2 separate regions of the Homo sapiens genome follow, and region 1 is linked to region 2. Evidence: chromatin loops called from intact Hi-C (ENCODE). Cell type or tissue: psoas muscle. All regions are shown on one strand.

Region 1 (2,500 bases), 100 kb after region 2:
TTTTGGGGGGGCAGGACAGAACAGTTTCATCTTGATAAATTAAAGGATTTAATAATTTTGATTACAATAATCACAGTGTTAGTATTTTGAATAATTTTAGCAGTTAGTGGGAAACATGATTTAGATAATTTTAAAGAAATTGCAATATTTTGAATCAGAGCAAAATTTCCTTAACAATATTACTGTTAATTTTTTTATGTCTTATGATTCTAATGTTTCTCCTTTTTTTCTTTTAACAGAAGAAATACAGAAAGGGGTTTATTGATGTTTCAAAAATCAAGTGTGTGGAAATAGTGAAGAATGATGATGGTGTCATTCCCTGTCAAAATAAGTATCCATTTCAGGTGAGCTGGTGTATTTTTGTGGCAGTGCAGTGCTGGGCTTAGTCATGTTTGCTCTTTGACATTACAGTTTCCTGTCCTTGCTTTGCTGGCTGATTTGTAGGTTCATTTGCCACTTTAATAGTTGTGACTTTTCTTCATGAACTGTTTAAGTCTTTGTGGAAACATTTTCTGATTCTTAAGGAGTTGGGGCTAAGACTGAAAAGTGAGGTTGAAGTGTTCCCTATGAATCTGAGAAACTGAGAAGTGAAAGGCTCAAGTGGAAATGAGATTAAAAGGCTGCTTGTGATGAAAAAAATAATATTAGACATATATTAATTAAACTATGCTTCTTCGGGGTAATCATGTTATTTTTTTTCCCGACAATGGTTCTGTTGCATAAGGGAGGTAAATATCTCATTATTCTCATTTATGTCTGAGGAAATCAGTGCTCACCTGTTAAATAGCTTCTCCAAGGTCACCTTGTAAATGAAAAGTCTGCCAAGCACACACACGCGCATCTCCTCTCCAGAAGAGGAGGGTCCGGCGTCCTGAGCTACTCCGCATTCCTGCCAGTATCTTGGTTCCCACCTGCCTTGAGAACTCAGGAATGTGGAGTTGGATCCTGATAATCTGGAGCTCTCAGCCCCTCCCCAGCACCTCACCACTTCCTTCCCTGCTCAAGGATGTTTTTATGCTCTCCTTGAGCAGTGAATGTCCCTAGTGAAAGTCGCCTTTTACCCATGGCTGTGGTCTCACCATGTCCTGAAAGGAAAGTTGCAAAAGTCTTTTTCAATGTGGTGGAATTTTTGCTTGTTTTTAATTGCTCTTATGAAGTTATCAATTACGTTGGAATTATACATTTACCAGTTTTGGGGGATGAAGATGTTTGGGAAGCAGTGAGCCAAAATATCCAAGCTCCTGGCTTATTCTCCGCTAGAGTGGCAACATCACAAATGGAGGAAGGGCTACATTTAATTTTCCTTTTCCCTGTTCCTTATTTTATAGCTACCATTTCTCTGAGTGAAGGACAGGGACAGTAAGTGCTTAGAGAGGTGACTCTGAGGCCAAACTGCCTGATTTGCTTACTGGCTATGTGAGCTTGTGTAAGTCACTTAACCTCTCTGTGCCTGTTTCCTCTCTTAAAAAATGGGAATAATAACAATAATAGTACTCATTTCATGGGGTTGTTGTGAGGATTAACTGATGTGATATATAAATAGCTTTGACATATAATCAGAGCAAGGTAAGTGGTAGTTGCTATTATTACTATTGCTATTCTCTTACTACTGCTGCTGCTATTAATATTACACCTAATATTACACCTACCACCTGGATCTAGAAGTAAGATAAATTTAAACCTTCTTCTTAAGTATGTTTAATGCATATATAATGGAAATTTAGCAGAGAACCATTCCTACCACACTTCTTTTTTTTTTTTTCCTTTGAGATGGAGTCTTCCTTTGTCACCCAGGCTGGAGTGCAGTGGTATGATCTCAGCTCACTGAGACCTCCACTTCCCAGGTTCAAGCGATTCTCATGCCTCAGCCACCCAAGTAGCTGGGATTATAGGCATATACCACCATGCCTGGCTAATTTTTGTATTTTTAGTAGAGACAGGGTTTCACCATGTTGGCCAGGCTGGTCTCGAACTCCTGGCCTCAAGTGATCTGCCTGCCTCAGCCTCCCAAAGTACTGAGATTACAGTCGTGAGCCACTGCACCGGGCCTCCTACCACAGCTTTGATGGCTATTAGACATGCTAGGGATTGACAGCATTGGGGAGCTGTGGCTGTCATGATTCTGGACCCAGCATTAGGATTTTTGCTGTCCAAGAAAGAGAGATTCACTCTGCAAGTTTTGGGTTGCTTTTAAGAATGATAATACAAGTAGAACAGAACGCATTCCATCCCTGAACTACTAAAATTGTTGAGATGAATAAATATGAGAAAAGTTTGAAAACAATCTGAAAAATTAATCAAGAAGGGATAAGCTTGAGCTTTATACAATTTAAAGCAGCATGATTTAAAAGGTGAAAAATACCCTCTCTTATTATAACTTAAGTATAACTAAGAAAGTATAGATCCTAGTTTCACATTTTCATAGTGAAATTTTACATTAGGTTCAGATGCAAAGTGAAAACAATAAAAGTAGAAGTAGACATTTTCAAAAGACACTGGG
Region 2 (2,500 bases):
TGTACTTTCACTTACAAAATTTCCATTTGGTCTTTTTTTACTTTCTATTTCTTCACTCAAACTTTCAATTTCTTTGCAGAGACTATTTACTTCATTTGTTTCAAGCATGTTTCTAATTGTTCATTGAAGCAGTTTTATGATGATGATTTAAAATCTTTGCCAGATAATTCTAATATCCCTGTCATCTTGGTGTTGGCATCTACTGATTATCTTTTTCATTCAGTTTGAGATCTCCCTGTTTCTTGGTATAGTGAGTTATTTTCAATTAAAACCAGAAAATTTGGCGTATTCTGTTTTTAGATTCTGGATTTTATTTACGCTTTTTGTTTTAGCTGGCTTCTTCTGACACTGTCTTGGCAGGGGAAGGAGGGCATGCAGGTCATCTCCTCTATCTACAGCCAGGTAGGGGTAAAAATCCAGGTTTCCCACTATTCTTCCATTGACACTTGGGGGTGGGGTGCTCTTGATTACTGCTGGATGCGGTTGGGAGTTCCATCCCAATGAATGGATACAAGAAGTTAGGCCTCCACTGGTACCTCCCTGACTGGGAGGAATAGGAATGTCTTGTTACTATTCTCTGTGTGGCCTTTGGTGAAAACATGGGGTAGGGGTGTGTGTGGTCTCAATAACTGGTTTCGTAATCTTGCTTGAATTTATTTTGAAAACTTATTTTGGCTTTAAGTATGTATAAAATGCTAGACACATAAAGAATAAATAAGTAGCTTTATATTTATATATTTAAGTGAATTAAAATGAAAATGTTTGTTTAAAAGGGCTTCCTACTTGATTCAGGTTTGAGAAATACCCACATGAGTGAATGCATGGCTGCACACTCACATCATGAGTCCCTGGAATTGTTCGTACTTCCCTCCAGGTTCTTCCACCTACACAAAAAGACAGAAGGAGCTGGGCCCCTGACACTATGGAACATCATGCCAGCCTGACCCTGATGCTCTCTATTGAAGGCTCTTGTTAGTTTCCTATTGCTGCTGTAATACATTGCCACAAATTTATTGCCTTACAACAATACAAATGTATTCTCTTACTGTTCTGGGGGTCAGAGTCCAAAATCAGTTTCACTGGGGTGAAATCTAGGTGTCTGGTTTCTTTTGGAGGCTCTAGGAGAGAATCTGTTTTCTTGCCTTCACCAGCTTTTAGAAGCTTTCTGCTTTCTTTGGCTCGTGGTCTCTTCCTTCATCTTCAAAGCCAGCAGTGTAGCATCTTCTAATCTCTCTCTTACTCTGACCTCTACTTATCTCATTATACCCTGCCTTCTCCCTCATATAAGGACCCTTGTAACTACATTGGGCTCACCTAGATAGTGCAGAATAATCTCATTTCAAGATCCTTCACTTCATCCCATCTACAAAGACCGTTTTGCAGCATAAGTTATACTCACAGGTTCTAGGGAATTAAGACATGGACATCACTGGGAGGGCCTTATTCAGCCTACCATAAGGGGGTGCTGTTACTTGCAGCTAAATCAAATTCTGAATGATTGACCTTCCACCAGAATGTAAGCTCCCCTACAACAGGGAGTTTTGTCTGGTTTGTTCACCAATGTTTTCTCAGTCTCCTATCGTAGTGATGGGTGCATTTTCATGGCTGCCACCCTCGCAAAGGAGGTAACTTCAAAAAGATCTGGAGATAGAGCACTCCAGGCAGAGGAAACAGCCTGTTCAAGCCCTCAGGCCAGAGAACTCTTTTTATTTATAGGAATAATACTCAATATATCATTTTATTGTGACAGAACAACTCAGCTTTTATAAACTATCAAACTGTTGAGATAATGGACCCCTTTGAAACTCTCTGTCTCTTTTGCTAAGCACAATCTGGTTTTACTTCTACATCTTCTTTTCTGGCTCTAACATCGAAAAAATTTTCAATTACTATCAAACCAACATAAAAACATTATACAAGAAATATATGTATAAACATCATTCATGATTCAAAGATCATTCCCTTTGGCAGCTTTGAAAGGTTAAAAATGTAAACCCTGGAGTTATACTGTTTTATGTTCACATCTGGGCTTTGCCACTCAATAACTATGATTTTGGGCTATTACTTAGACCTTCTCTGCCTTTGTTTCTTCATCTGTAAAATGAAGATAACAATAGTCCACCTCACACAGCTGTGAGAATTAAATGAATTAATCTAATATGCTTAGAAAGGATGCTGGCACATCCCCTCAATAACTGTTAATCATAATTCTTACTTTTCAGTTTTCCTCCACATAATTTGTATTTAGTTGCAATTACAGGTACTCAAAGCATTGTGTTCTACTTTTAAAAATATAATCTTGTTCATAAGTTTTATTTCCTATCTCTTTTTCATTAACATAGGTAATCTTATTTTATTATTTAATTAATTAATTAACTTATTTAGAGACAGGTTCTTGCTCTGTTGCCCAGGTTGGAGTGCAGTGGCACGATCTCAGCTCACTGCAACCCTGCCCTCCTGGGCTCAAGCAATCCTCCTACCTCAGCCTCCCGAATAGCTG

The links. Hi-C counts contacts between places; a loop is a spot of excess contacts. Peaks named below come from ENCODE experiments on the same cell type or tissue, not always from the same donor. Only the 100,000 strongest peaks of a DNase experiment are listed, where the experiment ranks them.
Region 1: it touches region 2 in a loop (2.0-fold over the local background); 4 of 110 quality-filtered maps call a loop at or near these places.

Annotation. Positions count from the first base shown.
Region 1 is chr4:48,173,926-48,176,425 of GRCh38, reverse strand. TEC (tec protein tyrosine kinase) reads left to right here. Exons shown (of 18, transcript NM_003215.3): 3 at 240-344. Among named protein-coding and RNA genes, the nearest start is that of TXK, 41 kb to the right of the region's middle. RefSeq lists an enhancer at 668-1,169. In psoas muscle, no CTCF peak of the experiment used is centred here; no DNase peak of the experiment used is centred here; H3K27ac peaks cover 183 bases.
Region 2 is chr4:48,274,414-48,276,913 of GRCh38, reverse strand. All of the region lies in intron 1 of LOC105374445 (a long non-coding RNA gene), which reads right to left. Among named protein-coding and RNA genes, the nearest start is that of TEC, 5.8 kb to the right of the region's middle. In psoas muscle, CTCF peaks have their summits at 1,294 and 1,495 (motif pointing right); no DNase peak of the experiment used is centred here.